Regions from separate parts of the Homo sapiens genome. Here region 2 is linked to region 1. Evidence: chromatin loops called from intact Hi-C (ENCODE). Cell type or tissue: endothelial cell of umbilical vein. All regions are shown on one strand. Links, peaks and the distances in the headings refer to the core of each region. The heading gives the core; the rest is flanking DNA.

Region 1 (8,095 bases), core at 1,097-6,096:
GTCAAACAAGGAGACCAGGTGTTTGACATTGTAAACAGGGTCGGTCTGAGGGCTTCTCTATGTGGGAGTGTAATTCAGGCTGCAGAACGTTCCTGGGAGAGGCACCTAAGGCCTGCATTACAGTATTGCCAGCAGATCCAGTCCATGCCTGCATCTAGGATGGGCACCGTGGGGGCCTGGAAATGCCCTTGAATAAAGTGACCGACGTGCAGCCTGTACAATTAACCAATCTCTGAGACTTTTCATGCACAAGATATTTGAGAGAAACATTGCCAAGCCCTTTAATCGTTTCTTGAACATTCAATCAGCAGCACTGGAAATATGTCTTACATGAAGCAAATAATGATCTTCTACCCTCAGCAATCGCTTTGCCAATGCTAACAAGCCTCTGCTTCAGCATGTTGGGTGTAGCCTTGGTGACTTCTGTTTGTGGTGTAGTAGGAGAATATTCAACTGGGTGCCAGGCAGTGGTATATTGGTAAATGTTTAACAACTGGGCCACTCTAAAGAAACACCCAAACCAGAAAGCAAAACCCAAACCAAGACACAACCAAGTAATTTGTAGCTCTTGCCAATTTCTGTGATGTAAATACTCCCGTCATGGGCAATTTGAATCTGCCAACCTGAGAGTTTCCTAAAAACTTAACAAGGGGCTCTTGCTACCTGATACTAACTGGCTCCAGCACACCATGGACCTGGATCCTGTTTCTAGCTCACCCCCTCACTCGTGGTATGACCTTCAGCAAGCAGCTTGAATGTTTTCATCTGTAAAATGGACCAGGTTACTTGGAGGTTCAAGTGAGTAAAAAGATGTTAGAATGCAGGGAAGTCCAATTTGCTGCAAAGATGCATGCAGATTATCTAAATCATTATCACTTACAAGGAAACAGGACCTTTGGCCAGGATCCTACAGCTGTCTAATTGGGCCCTGTAAAAATACTTTGATTCAGCCACTGAATGAAGTTTGATGTGTGAGAAACAGAGGGTGTACCTCTGCTTCCTGCAGTTCTGCATGTTTTTGCAGTAAGAAAGATTATTGCGTTCTGTGGCAGTATTGATTCCGAACGTGTCTATCTTGTTTTTCTGCTTTCCCTTCTTTTCTTCCTTTTCTCAACAAAGATATTTAGTGAGTGCTGTATGCCAGGCACTCACCTAGGTACTTTATCCTCAGAAGCTGAGGTCTGTACAGTTACTGTGCCTTTTTTTTTTTTTTTTTTTTGAGACGGAGTCTGGCTCTGTCACCCAGGCTGGAGGGCAGTGGCGCGATCTCGGCTCACTGCAAGCTCCGCCTCCCGGGTTCACGCCGTTCTCCTGCCTCAGCCTCCTGAGTAGCTGGGGCTACAGGCGCCCGCCACAGCGCCCGGCTAATTTTTTTTTTTTTGTATTTTTAGTAGAGACGGGTTTTCACCGTGTTAGCCAGGATGGTCTCGATCTCCTGACCTCGTGATCCGCCAGCCTCAGCCTCCCAAAGTGCTGGGATTATAGGCGTGAGCCACAGCGCCCGGCCTATCGTGCCCTTTCAACAGATGAAGAAACTGGTGAGTTTAAGGAACTGACCCAAGATCACAGAATAATAAGTGGTGAGCTGGGATTTGCACCTGGGTCTGTGCGTGGGCGAGTCCACCTGGGGCCCGTGTCTTCACTCAGCGAGTATTTATTGAGCATTTAGGGAATTCAGAGGTAAACGAGATGAACTGAATCCCTGTCTCATGGAGCTTACAGTTTTGTGGGAACAGCAGATAAAAACAAGTAAGTACTTGAAATAATTACAAATGTGGTAATTGTTACAATAGGAAGCAGTAGAGGCTGAAATCCATTGAAGGGAGAAGAGGCTGCTGTGCCTTCCTTTGCTCCTTTGCTTCCTTTCATCTGCCTTGCCTCCCTCTTTCTGCTGTCTTTCTTTCTTTCTTCCCTTAAATGTTACCTACCAACTATGAAGAACGCTGCAAACCTGGGAACCCAGAGGTGAACACGACAGTCCAGGCCTTCACTAGGAAATGTGCTGGAGCAGAATTAGAGCCTGGGGCTGGCCTGGACCCAGAGCTGCTGGTGCCTTGGACTGCTTAGGGACTGCTGAGCAGACCTCCTAGCCCTTTAGAAGTGAGCTTGAATCCCTGCCCAGCCATTTACACACTGTGTTGCCTCAGATAATTGACTTCATTTCCCTCCTTTTCTGTTTTCCCCTGTATTAAAACAACTGAAAAGGAATATCTATGCTTGCCCTGCAGGATTTTTGTGAGAATTAAATAAGTGTATGTTAATGATGTCATCCTATGCTTAAGAAATGTTGGTTGTATTACTTTTCACCCTATGCTCCAAGGAATTTTATGGTCTGAAGGTGTCATGGGGTCTTGGCTTTCAGGATGTGACTCACTTAAGGGGGGAAATGACTGTGCATGTCATAATGCGTGGACATTAAAAAAAATAAAGTTTGCTCCCCAGGGAGGATTTGCCAATTCCCATATTAGTAGGTCCCCCAAGATTGTTCCCCTCGGGATTCATGCCTCATAAAATCATTTGATCTGGTGGGATCTCATCTTCTTAATGTGTCTGCCCATCATCTGTTCCTGGGAGGCTTTATTAGGGCAGTGTGTGCGTGTGTGCGTTTGTGTGCATGCACGCACCAGTGCCATGAGTACTTGTTTAAAGTACCTCCATGTAACCACAATTCACTGTAGTTGCTATGCACTAGTTACCCATGTTATCTGGAATCCTTCCTGCAACCCTTAGAGGCGACTCTTATTCCCAATTTTATATACGATGAGAAGAAGTTTTGAGTGGTGGAGTCATTTGCTCAAGGCCACACAGTCACTGAGAACTGGGACCAGGGTTTGGACCCATGCGTCTTTATTCCTGTGCATATTTATTTTCCTCTATGTTGCACTAGTATATAAAAGTTGCCTTTCCCACTCCCCTCATTATATAAAAATTCTTTCCTTTGTCTATTTTGTTCTCTACCTCCCTTAAAGTCAAGATAGCTGCCTGGGATGACTACTTTTTTGAGTTCCTAGTCTCTCAAAGTGGGTCTGGGCCCTGGACTTCCTGTCTGGGCTACTGATTGCAACCTTCAGAACAGGGTCAGCCCGGGGTCATTTGTGTTCTTTGTCTCCATGTCCTTGCTTTTGACCAGGGCCAAACAACCCACCTGCACTGCATGGTTCCCCCAGCAAGAACATCCCAGTGAGAATGGCCCACAGATGCCTGGGCGTGACCCACCTGCAGCTTCAACCATGCAGGTAAATTTGCCTGCTGCTGTGTCGTGTGGCTGGATGGAATTCTTCCCTAGGGATGCTAAGAAACCCTGTTGCCTAAGTCAGTGCTTCCTGCAAGCTACTCTTTGTAATTCTTTCCCCAAACAAAAAGAAAACAAGAAATATACAGTCTGTAGCTATATAGAGACACCTGGATCTATATTGTGTGGCAATTGGATTGAATGTAACTTGAAGTTTATTTTTGTCTTACCAGACTAGTGTTTTTTCCTGTTAATTTAAGTGCTTTAGTGAGGGTTGCCATTGATTGAGCAAACATGTGTTGAGTGCTTATTATGTACCCAGCTCCATTTTCCGTACTAGCCACAGAGCAGCGAGAGCATGGCCTTTGCCCTCCAATCCTGTTCTGGTGGACAGACACTCTCTCCCTTGACAGGGTCCTCACCACTGTGTGCACCGTCCCGCCACCTGGTGGCCGTGCCTATCTGTGCATTCCCTATTTGGTTAACTCATTCACTTAACAAATATTTACTGGGGGAAGACAATATCTCAAGCACAATTCTCAGCATTGAGGGAGGCAGCAGTGATTAAGAAAGACAAGATTGCCTGCCCCCGTGGAGTTTGTGTTCTGATAGCAGAGAAAGACAGGAAACAAGAAAAATAAATAAATATGGTAGTTTTGCGTAGTGATAGTGCTATAGAAAAACGTTCAAATGGGGTAGAGTGATAGACAGTGTTGTTCTGAGCTTGTCCACCACACCCTCTTGGGACAGAGGATTCTTTGTTCTGATGGAATGGCCTTTCTATAGCATAGAGATGAAATGTGCTACCGTTTGTGAAAGGAAGTTAGTAATACATACATGGCATTTTTGTCTTCACTGATAAAGTGTTGTTGGTCAACTTTTGTCAACTCTCTACTTTTTGTTTGTGTTGAAATTTTACTGTTGGGAATTTACGAATATGGCAACTAATGATTTAAACCAGGGGTAGGTATCCTTTTTCTGTAATGAGCCATCTAGTAAATAGCTGGTTTCTCTTGAAACTGTTCAATTCTATCCGTGTAGCATTAAAGCAGCCACAGCCGATATGTAAATGAATGGGCAGGGTAATAAAATGTTATTTACAAACACAAGCAGAGCTAGATTGGTCCTTCAGGCTGCCATTTGCCAACCACTAATCTAAACCAGTAGCTGCCTTACCAGTTGGTCAAACTTGTTTAAGACAGGGATAGGGCAGAGGCCAGCGAGGGGAACCAGGCATTCTCTTTGGCCTCAGTTGCCATGAAAATCATGGTACTTCTTTAGGGTCACATATCACTAGATTATTTGCATTAACTTTTATCAAGGTAAAGATGCTAATAGTCAACTATGGAACATAATTCTCAGAGTAGATCTAACATAGGAATAATTTAGCTTTGTAATATTTATCTGGACTACAATTTTTAAGGCACTTTTGCTACCCAAAAGTATCTTGGGGTTAAACACGCTCTTGGATTGAATTCCTCTAAATAAATAGAGACACAGAATTGGGTTCAGGGGGTTAAGTTGGTAAATGATCTCAAGGTCCATAAGTGAGCGAGTGGGGAGAGTGAGACCAAGAAGAAGGAAAGCCAGCAAGCCAACAGTGAATGTGTCATTGAGGTGGTCACAGTCATGGGAAACTGGCTTCTTGCTGCTGGGTCTCTACAAAAGCACTGTGTAAAGCTCATTTCCGAATGGTCCCTCCACAGAATAGGTGGCTGAGGGTGTATTCACTCGCCCTTATCTTCTGCTGGTCAGGGGTGACCCCTGCCGTCATTAACTTCTCTGTGCTTCCCTGCTGAGCCTTTGCTGTCATGGGGAGCAGTCATGACTTTGGAAGCATCATAGCAGAAAAAATGGAAAGGTATGGCAAGTTGTTGGACTGTCAGGATATGCCCTGGGTAGGGTATGAATATATGTGATTTCTCTTGCCACCATTACATGTTACTGGAAACTTCCTCAGTAGAGCTAATGGTAACAGAAAGAATTATGGTAGTGGTAATTTTTAAAACCTTCTGAATTTGGTTAAGCACCCTCCTGCAGATATTCTCTTTCCCACTAGATGGTACCAGTATGCCAAAGCCCTAGAATGCTACCTTAGGGCCTCGTCTTTGACATGTGATATATTCTCATTACTTTTCAACAATGAATGAATAAGCCAGTTGAGGTCAAAGGAATCAACTATGGATGTTTTAGGGACAGGAGATGGGAGAAAAGTGGAGGCTGTCTAAACAGTTACCCTCATTCACGCATTCAGTCATTTATCAACAAATATTACTCAGCACTGACTGAGTGCTCAACACTTTTCTAGGCACTGGGAATACAGAAATGAGTAAGACAGGCCAAGTCCCTGCTCTGGTGAGCTTATGTACTGGCTGGGAGAGAGACAATAAAAAAATGAACAGGTAGGTATGTGATGTCTGCAGGAGGGTGATGAGTGCCATGAAGAATGAGAAAGCAGGCGAGGGGGTAGATAGCGACAGGCAGAGGTCATGGCGCTTGCCTTCGCTGTTGGCTGTAGGGTGAGAGATTATTTTCATCTGCTTCCCAAACCCAGTTCTTCCATTCACCAACTCCTTATGACACCCCTATGCGGTTTATTTTTGAAATGAAACTAACAGCTCATGGAGGGCAAAAAAAAAAAAAAAAAAAAAGTGGTGCTTGGCAAATGTGTGTTCACTAGTCGGGGCCCACTGCAGCCTAACACCTAACTCATTGGACTGCTTGTTGGCTGATTTAATTTGTCTGGAATATTTCTGAATTACTATTGTTGTTGACACACAATAGAGTTGCATTTAACTCAGAGGTTAGACTATAAGGTCAGGGTTTTAGGCAAACACAGTTGTCATTAGCCTTGAACTCTTTTAAGTTGCCCATTAAAGTACAGTAGGCGTGGTTTAGTCTATGCATCCCCGTATTGTAATCAATAGGGAACAATGTATAATGCACGCAGTAATGTACAGGGCATAATAAAGAATATATGCAAGATATAATTTTATAGCATTTAATTGCAGTATTTACATTGTTCTTTTTCTCTCTCTCTTTGGTGGGAGAGCTGGCTTTCCATTAGTTAAATGTGCATATGATGAGACTTGACTATATTCATTTAAGCCACATTCCTAATCATACAATCTCCACCAGACTGTGCATTACGTAAGGCAAGACCTGTTTTCTCTGTTGTGTTCTGTTTATCTTTGGATTCCCACTACCAGTCAGATGCTTTGGGGTGGGGGAATTGAGGAATAATAATAGTAGAAGTGGCAGTAATAGTAGCTGATATCAGTGTGGTGCTGATTTTGAACCAGGCCTGGTGTGAGTGCTTCAGATGCATTAATCAGCACATGTAATCCTCATAGTGACTCTATAAAATATCTTCTATGGTTTTAATCCCATTTCATAGGTGGGGAAACTTCAGGAGAACTTAGTAAAAGAACCTAATAAAGCTTTAGGACTCTAGGGCTGAGATTCAAACTCAAGACAATTCCAGACACACAAGACCACATGTTGTATGATTCTATGAAATGGAACAAACTGTCCAGAAAAGTCAAATCCAGAGACAGAAAGCAGATTAGAAGATGTCTAGGGCTGGGGGCAGGAGGAAATGGGGAGTTACTGCTAATGGGTATAGAATTGCTTTGGGGAAGATGTAAATGCTCTGGAGCTAGATAGTGGTGGTGATTACATTAGCTCTCTGTAAATAAACCCCAAACCTGGGAATCATATATCTTAACCGGCTAAGCTTTATAGTATGTTACACATGTCTAAATAAAACTGGTATTGAATAGGAAAACAAGCAAACCTTGGGCAGGTCAGCCTCAGGGCTCCTGTTTGTTCATGAGCACACACCACCTGTCTTACAGTTGTTCACCACCTGCTGGTGATACTCTACTTGCTTTACTTATATTAACACTGCGACTCCTCAAAAGATCCCCATTGTCCACCCTACTGAGATCAGAAAGCGGAAGCAGAACGATGTTGAGAAACTTGGGGCTGGCAAGTGGTAGTTTCAGGATTAAGACCCAGGCTGTTTGGGTCTAATTCCTTCTGGCTACACTGGTTCTTACATGTGTTTCATTCATTAAAAGCAACCTGTGTTATTTGGAACTGCAGGTCACCTTGGCCTATTGGAAATAAAGCAAGGGTTCTTCACGTTTGTTTTGCTGATTTGTAAAGTGAATTAAGAACCATCTTTTGCCTCACTGGTTATTATTCTCATAGTAGCCTACCCTGGTGTAGAGTTCTGGCTGCAAAGCTCTCAGAGACTGAAGAAAAGGAGATGGTTTAGTGTTACTGACTTTTTTTAAGACAGGGTCTTTCTCTGTTGCCCAGGCTGGATTGCAGTGGTGCAATCATAGCTAACTGCAGCCTTGACCACCTGAGCTCAAGCAACCCTCTTGCCTCAGTTCTGGAAATAGCTAAGTGGGACTACAGGTGTGGACCACCAGGCCCAGTTAATTAAAAAAAAAAAAAACTTTAAGACAAGGTCTTGTTATGTTGCCCATGCTGGTCTCGAACTCCTGGCTTCAAGTGATCCTCCAGGAGTAGCTGGCATTACAGGCTTGGCTGACTTTTAAAAGTAGTAAGTGGTTTAGGATGGGGGGTGGTATGGAGGTCGGGTGGGGAGAAAGAGGAGAGAAATCTAATTGATATGCTAATTGTCATTGTACTCAAGTTGATAGCAGATTGCTGAAGGATTTAGGATTTACCCAAATTAACATGAATGTTTGGCACCCTTTGGCTGGTGCGGCTGAAGAATTCAATAGCCTAGTAATGAGAAGTCAATCTAAGGTCTAAGGCTGGGAAAGGAGCTCCCACTTCTTACATTCAGTGCTCATCACTCTGCAAATCAAGGCCCCCCGAACTCCT
Region 2 (8,095 bases), core at 1,758-6,757, 380 kb before region 1:
ACTTTATGCAGGGTTATGGTGTATGCCTGTTTTTAGTAATGTGCAATTAAAAAAGAGAAAGACAAGTTTAATGCCACAGCAAGTCTACCATTCTACTCAGTGAAGTTGGACTCACAGGCAATAGATGCACTTAAGCCTGAAACAGTGAATGGAGGCTTAAAACCAATGGAAATTACTTATGAATAATTTTAAGGGCTTGTCACCCTTTGACAAAAGAGGGAGATACATGATTCATCTGGCCGGCTAAGTGGGTGGTGATGGCATTGTTGGCAAAGAAATGCAGGAATTAACTGAGGATCAAGAGAAGCTTTGAGCAAGGGGGCAAGAGGGGGGAACTTATAGGCTTGTCCTCAGAAGACATTTGTGGTCGATTTGGGGATTTTAAAGATCAAGTTAGACTCTTGGTCATTTTTGCTCTTTACCTGCTGACAGCCTTGCGAACCATTCAAGGAAGTGCTGGAACATGGCAGAAAGCACAGAAGATAAAATCTTTGCCTTCTGGGCACAGGGTCTGGTGTGGAAGGCAACAAAATCAAATAGCAATCACAAAACCATACAAAAAAGACAGAGATAGGAGTGTGTGCAGAGTTGGGGTAGCACAGAACAGGGAGCTTCTGAAGGTAAGGTCGAGTGTATTAGTCTCCCAGAACTGTAGTAACAAATTCCCACACACTTGCTGGCTTAAAACAACAGAAATTTATTCTCTCACAGTTCTGGAGGCCAGAAGTCTGAAGTCAAGGTGTCAGTAGGGCCATGCTTCCTCCAAAGGCTCTGGGGGAAGACCCTTCCTTTTCTCTTCCAGCTTCTGGTGGTTCCTGGCATCATTCCTTGACTTGTGGCTGCATCACTTTAGTCTCATGGCTCCTTTCCTCCTTCTCCCTGTGCCGCTCCTCTGTGTGTCTCTTACAAGGGCACTTGCCATTGAATTTAGGGCCCACTCAGATTAGGATGATCATATCTCAAGATCTTTAACTTAACTACATTTGCAAGCCTGCCTGCCTGCCTGCCTGCCTGCCTGCCTTCCTTCCTTCCTCCCTGACTGCCTTCCTTCCTTCCTTCTTTCCTTCCTTCCTTCCTTCCTACCTTCCTACCTTCCTTCCTTCTTTCCTTCCTTCCTTCTTTCCTTCCTTCCTTCTTTCCTTCCTTCCTTCCTGCCTGCCTGCCTGCCTGCCTTCTTTCCTTCCTTCCCTCCTTCCTTCCTTCCTTCCTTCCTTCCTTCCTTCCTTCCTTCCTTCCTTCCTTCCTTCCTTCCTTCGTTCCTTGACAGGGTCTCACACTGTCACCCAGGCTGGAGTGCAGTGGCGTGATCTCAGCTCACTGCAACATCTGCCACCGAGGCTCAAGCAATCCTCTTACCTCAGCCTCCGGAGTAGCTGAGACCACAGACATGTGCCACCATGCCTGGCTAACTTTTCTGTATTTTTGTGGAGCTGGGGTTTCACCATTGATGTGGTTTGGTTGTGTTCCCACCCAAATCTCATCTTGAATTGTACCTCCCATAATTACAACATGTTGTGGGAGGGACTGGTGGGAGATAATTTAATCATGACGGTGGTTTCCTCCATACTGTTCTCTTGGTAGTGAATAAGCCTCATGAGAAGCCGTGGTTTTACATGGGGAAACCCCTTTTGCTTGGCTCTCACTTCTCTCTTGTCTGCCACCATGTGAGATGTGCCTTTTGCCTTCTGCCATGATTGTAAGTCCTCTCCAGCCACATGGAACTGTAAATCCATTAAACCTCTTTTTCTTTATAAATGACCTAGTCTCAGGTATGTCTTTATCAGCAGCATGAAAATGGACTAATACAACCATGTTTCCCAGGCTGGTCTTGAACTCCTGGGCTCAAGTGATCCACCCACCTCGGCCTCCCAAAGTGGGTGGATTATAGGTATGATCTATCACACCAGGCCCTACAGGCCCTTTTTATTTTCACATTAACAGGTTCTGGGGTTTAGGATGTAGACGTATCTTTTTAGAGACCACCATTTAACCCCATTACATTAGGGAAGTCTCCTTGGATGCAATAAACAGTTTGTCTAAATCCTGAAGCAATTAGCTAGGTGAAAGGGTAGAGGAAATTATTCCAAAAGGAGGGAGGAGCATGTGCAAAGGTCCTGTTGAAAGAGACTCTGCAGCCATTCATGCATACCATGAGACTTCTGGAGTACAGGGGGAGTGTGTGTAGCATATCGTGGAGTGAGGAAAGGGAGATGTTTTGGGCTAGGGAGGTATGCAAGGCCCATATTCCAGACAGCCTGGGATGACATGATAAAGAGATTGGAGAAACTACTAAAGAATTTTAAACAGGGAGGCAATATGAGCCAATTGGCATTTAGAAAGATCACTTTGGACAATTTGTGGAGGATGGGGTGCAGCAAGTCCAGTGGTGGCGAAGCTAGTTAGCAAAACTTTTGCTCAGTAAATGTGCATTGGCTTGAATCCTCCCTCTCCTTATTTCACAGATTCTATTTTCTTACATTAGCGTGTGATTTTTGCTGGGCTGTTGGATGCTATTTAACATGCTAAGCCAATCTACTTACTTGTAATGCTCATCACTAATAGGAAACAAGATGCTGGCCTCACAAGGTAAACTGGCCTCACTCAGTTGACAAAGTCCCTTGCACTGATGATCAAAGATTGTAAATGGATTAAACAGGTTGACGGTGTCAGTTCCAATTTTTTGAGCTACCAAATCATCTTGTCAACAATTAGCATCTACAAAATATGAAGACGGATACATCACTGTTTCAGAAAAGACTGAGGAATTCTGGGTGTTGCTCTGGATATGACACAGATTTCTCCCTTACCACTGCTTTGTAGTGGCTGCTGAAATTAAGGCTTGAATGCTTTAAGAATACCTATTGAACCTCCTCTAGGTGTCAAGGATATCCAGGATTTAGCAGAGAACCAAACAGCCTGTGCCTTCGAAGAGCTCACAGTCTAGAAAGGGGTGGTGGTACTTCTGTGCTAGAGAAGAGAGGGGGGTTCTGTATATTTCCTAAATGCCCCACCAGAGGGGCTAAAGGGGGAAGGTTGCAGAGTCCTCTGTTTTGGCTTCATGCTGCAGTGCCTGACTCTGCCTTGAAGGTGTCTTGTTCAGTGGTGGGATCACTCTGCTTGTTGGTGACAACCTGGGTATAGAGATGCCTTCTGAGTACATTCCTTAGATGTCCTCCCTGTGCTCCCACTCCCCTGTCCACTCTTTGGGGGTTAGCATCATCACTGTCCATGCCCTCCAATGGGATTAGCTCCCTTCCTGACCCCAGGGATCTCTTACAGCATGGAAGTGCATTTCTCCAGGTCCATTTATTCATCTGTTCATCCTGCAAACATGTACTGGCCGCTGACTGCTTATAATGTCCGGTGCCAGCGCTTGGGATTAATATAGACACAAATTAGACATGAGTCTTGCCTTTAAGATGCTTAACATTCATGTCACCCACTTAAAGCAAGGGTGGACTGTGGGAGGGCTAGTGATAAGCAGGGTGAGATTTCACTGGCAAGAGGCACTGATGCCATTGGAAGGGGCTGGGTTTGTGGGTGTGAGAGTGGTGGGAAATGTAGGGCAGGAAGAGAAAATGGTGAAGCTGCCCTTTGAAGGGTTTGACTAGGTGAGGATGGGTCAGATTCACCCTGACACACCTGGCCAGGGCTGATCCTAGTCTGGAATTAGATGTCTGGGTTCAGAACCCATGCTATCTGTGAGACCATGTGCAAAGGTCCTCACCAGCTAGGCCCCATTACCTCATCTGTGAAATGAGATACACATAGTTCTTCCTTCCTGGTGATTCCCTGGAGATTTGGCCAGCTTCGTATGATGCTTTGGGCACAACCCCCAGCATGGCATCAACTCTTGATCAGTACCAGCTAGCTGCCATTGCTGTTAGCCAATCCGGGGAGAGAAGGGACTTTTCTGACACTGCGAGCTTGGAACAGGCGTCTAGTACCATATATTTAGGAGACTGGAAGGGAAAACTTGACCATTTCTTTGAGTTGTAAACTTGCCTGGTAGCAAGGAGGAGAAAAAGGTGAGCAAGTCCCATGTCTAAAACCCTATTAAAGGCTCTTTATTTTTTCCTGGCTCTAGGGCTGCGTTTTCTACCTGTTGTTATGAAAACATGGCCTAAAATATCTCTAGCCAAGCAGTCCAGAGCCCATGGGAACTGTCAAAACTGGGATTGGAGCATAAATATGAAATGACACGAAGCTTCATGTTCTGTTATTAAACTTCACAGCTAGAATTTTTGAAAGCAAATTATCTTGTAGAAATATTCTTGTTACGTTAAACTGGAAATGAAAATAACTTATTTATTTGCTTAGATCAAATTGTTGCATGCAAAGTTAGGCTGTGTTGTTTTTCCACTGCCAAATGCTTTGACGCATTCCTTTAACCAAACAGTTTAAATGTGAATATTAGTTAAGATGCATCAACCACAGTGGGTTGTCAGCCTCCTAAGGATTGTATCCTTTCAAATGGGTCAATGAATAGAGATTTAAAATAGAAGTCAGATACTTTAATGTTTTTCGCATTCAACCAAGAGAACAATTTGCTTGCAGATAGTAGGGGTATGTTATATGTGATTGATAAATGAGCTTATTTACGGCAATTTGGGCATCCCCTGTATGTGCCGTAGTTTTCAGAAGCACGAGCAGGTGTTATCAGGGCTTGGGATGCACCTTCATGGCCACCAGATGTCACTGTTGAGTCACAGAAGCACAGCCATAGGGGCTGAGAATCTTTGGTGGGGAGGACGTTTAGGAAAACTTTACCTTGCCAAACAGCTCATTCTTTATTTTAAATATCTGCCAAGCCCAGGATCCCAGGGCAAGCTTAGCTGAAGTCAGGAGAGTGCTTTAGAGTATGGAACAAAATTAGGGAAATAGGAAAAAAATGCAGTATTTGCTCTTTCTGTCTTTTGGAGATTCTCCTTGTCGCTCAATCACACTTGTACGCCTGCTCTCTCCCCATTCCCAGCCCAGAGCTAAGCAGTAAATGCACTGAATTGGTTAGACCCTTGCAAAATCGCAGAACACCAGAGCTGGCAGGGCTCACAGGCGTCAGCTAGCACAATGTCTCAACTCAAGTGCAGGGGCGCCAATAGGAGGAGGAGTTGTTCAAAGTCTCTGTTAGCTTTAGGCTGAGGATCTCTCATAAGGATATTAAATAAAGGTATAGCACAGCGGTTCTTAAAAGTGTGGTCCCTGGACCAGCAGAACTAGTATCACACGGGAACTTGTTAGAAATGCACATTCTTGGCCTGCACCCCAGATCTACTGAATCAGAAAGGCTGGGTTGGGGTTTAGCAATCTGTCCTTTAACAAGCCCTCCAGAGGATTCTGATTTGACAGAGGGAAAAGCTCTACTGATAATACGGGTAGGAGAGCTTCAGTTCCTACTTCCGGGTGCCATCAGCATCTCTCCAGGCTCTGGGCTCTGAAGATTATGGTTAATTCACAGCTTCTCATTGGAGCTTGACCTCATCTACACATTCCCTGGGAAAAGTGTCTCCCTTCTAGACATGACTATATTGGGTTGAGGTATCAAGATACTTCTCTTCTATGCTCCCCATTTTTTCCCGGCTCCACCTTCCAGCCATGGAATACAGTTGACTTAGGATGCTCCCTGGTAGCTCCCTTTTGGGCAGGAGCAGCTGGAGCCCTAGTCAACCCTTTCCCCTCCTCTGCTCCCTTATCCCCCTTATACTTCTTCCCCTGTGTCTCGCACTTTTCTATTTCAGGAGGGAGAGCTTAGTGCTATTGAGAATCTACCACGTGCCATGTGTTTCCACATGTTCTTGGAGCTCTCACAACAAACCATGGAAAAGAGAGTTTGACCGTCGCCACTTTTTTTTTTTTTTTTTTTTTTTTTTTCCAGGCCGGGAAACGGCCAAGGTCGCACTGGCAAGGACTTGTGTGCACAGGGAAATTTCAATGGTCCTCCTTCAAGTTAATGGGGCTTTACTTTCCTCCCAGGCTCTCTCTGCATTTTTAATGAGACTGCAAGTCCCAAGAGGGAAGCCAAGTAAGCATTTCAGATTCCTCTGCCTGGATCTGAGGGCAGAGACTTCTAGGGGGTTGGGAGGTAGAAGAAGGGAATCCCTGTGATTCCCCACAAGGTGCGTTCCCAAGAAAGAGTGCCTCTTCTGTGCTTGGAAAATGGTTAGATCCTGAGCGTGGTCTCCCACAGAAAGAAGTATTCCTTAGCTTTCGACATCACTTATGTTGTCATTTTCCAGCTACTTTTAGGACTGCCCATTTCCTATATTATGTGTTCTTCTAAGGTTTAACCTCAAGTTAGTGTAATCAAAGATTTTTTTCTGCTACATCAGGTTAGATTGGCTTTGCAAATTCTGGCATCCTCCTGTTTCCTCTTGTTTGAATATATGTTAAAAAAAAAACCATAAAAACAACAAAACAAAATAACAAAAAAAAACTATTTATCTTATTTTGGTACTCTAGTTTTTAGGAAAGGCCTGATCCTAATCATGTTTGGATGCACACTAGGAAAATACTACTTAACCTTTTTCTTGCCTTTTTAATGTCTGCTGTTCCTTTTCTTGTAGCAAGTGATACAGAGGAATTGCAGTGAAGTTACCATGAAGATAAAGGTAAACCCACACAAATGACCTCCAGCATCTTCTGTCTTTAGCTTTTCCTTCCTAGCCGACACATCTTTTGAGTTTTAGAACATTTACGTTGTTTTATACTCCATCTCATTTTGAGGCTTTCCTCTTTCTTTCCAGGCTAGTTCTTTGTGATATAAGACTTAATTCTGCTTTTTTGTTTCTGATTGAGAATTTCATTTCCTTTTATGCTTAGGCGTTTGCTCAGCCTAACTTACCAGTGTGGTTTATTCTGCTGAGAAAAACTGAGAACTCATGAGAATGCTGTTCTTCTTTCCTTTTCTTTCTCAGTATTCAAGCGTGGGCTTGGGAGTCAGGCATTCCTGGGTTCAGATCTTGGCTTTTCTTCTTACTAGGTTGTGTAAACTTAGATGAGTAACTTCATCTCTGTCAGTCTCAGACAAACTGAGCCAGGCTCAGACATGCAGATTCAGATCACTGGGCCACCAGGTCCTAGTGATGCCCCAGAGAGGCTGCTGGGCTTTGTTGTGGGTGACCTAAAGAGGTGCAAACCCAAAAGTATCTGAGACAGGTCTCAATCCACTTAGAATGTTTATTTTGCCAAGATTAAGGACACACCCATGACACGGCCTCAGGAGGTCCTGCTGACATGTGGCCAAGGTGGTCAGGACACAGCTTGGTTTTATACATTTTATGGAGACGTGAGACATCAATCAAGTACATTTAAGATATACATTGGTTCGATCTAGAAGGGTGGGACACCTTGAAGTGGAGGTGGAGGAGAGGGTTCCAGGTTATAGGTAGATTTTAAAATTTCCAGATTGACAATTGGTTGGAAGAGTTATTATCAATAGAAAAGGAATATCTGGGTTACATAAGAGGTTGTGGAGAGCAAAGTTTTCTCATGTACATGAAGCCTCCAGGTAGCAGGCTTCAGAGAGAACAGATTGTAAATGTTTCTTATCAGACTTAAGGTCTATGTTGATGTTAAATAATGGTCGGTTTTTCCTGAATTCCAAAAGGGAGGAGGGCATCATGAGGCCTGCCCCATCCCCACTACCCCCACTTGCCGTCATTGCCTGGACCAGTTTTTCAGGTTAACTTTGGAGCACCCTGGCCTAGAGGAGGGTGTCAATTCAGATGGTTGAGGGGGGCTTAGAATTTTATTTTTGGTTTACAGAGGGTGGGCTCGGCCCTTCTCCAGGAAGCTGGCATCTGAGAGGTTGAGGGCCATGGCCCTAGGGTGCATTTGAAGGGATGGTAACCATGTGCAGAAACACTGCCTCTTTAGTGTCAGATTCTTCCTGGACCTAGCCATTTTCTTCCTTTCTAGTTCTCCATCATGGATCCCATTAAGTCCCCATCCTCCCCAGCCCCCTCTCTATCTATTTCTCCCCCCAGCAGTTGCTTAAATGTGGTACCCTGATGGGCAGGAAAGCAATTGATTAGACTTGAGGTGACTTGAGTTGTGTTCAGCAAAAATCCTCACTCTTTTGACTGACTTCAAGTGG

What was found. A loop is a pair of places that touch in the nucleus more often than their neighbours do. Peaks named below come from ENCODE experiments on the same cell type or tissue, not always from the same donor. Only the 100,000 strongest peaks of a DNase experiment are listed, where the experiment ranks them.
Region 2: a loop joins it to region 1, with 6 times the contacts of the local background. A loop is called at or near these places in 19 of 110 quality-filtered maps.

The regions. Positions count from the first base shown.
Region 1 is chr16:82,636,230-82,644,324 of GRCh38, forward strand. The region is part of intron 1 of CDH13 (cadherin 13); the gene reads left to right. Among named protein-coding and RNA genes, the nearest start is that of CDH13, 13 kb to the left of the region's middle. RefSeq lists an enhancer at 7,702-8,095. In endothelial cell of umbilical vein, for the core only: CTCF peaks have their summits at 3,680 (motif pointing left) and 5,261 (motif pointing right); DNase peaks (open chromatin) are centred at 2,322, 3,682 and 5,322; H3K27ac peaks cover 3,413 bases.
Region 2 is chr16:82,259,007-82,267,101 of GRCh38, forward strand. No RefSeq gene overlaps it. Among named protein-coding and RNA genes, the nearest start is that of MPHOSPH6, 93 kb to the left of the region's middle. RefSeq lists an enhancer at 1,094-1,593. In endothelial cell of umbilical vein, for the core only: a CTCF peak has its summit at 4,688 (motif pointing right); a DNase peak (open chromatin) is centred at 4,705; H3K27me3 peaks cover 915 bases.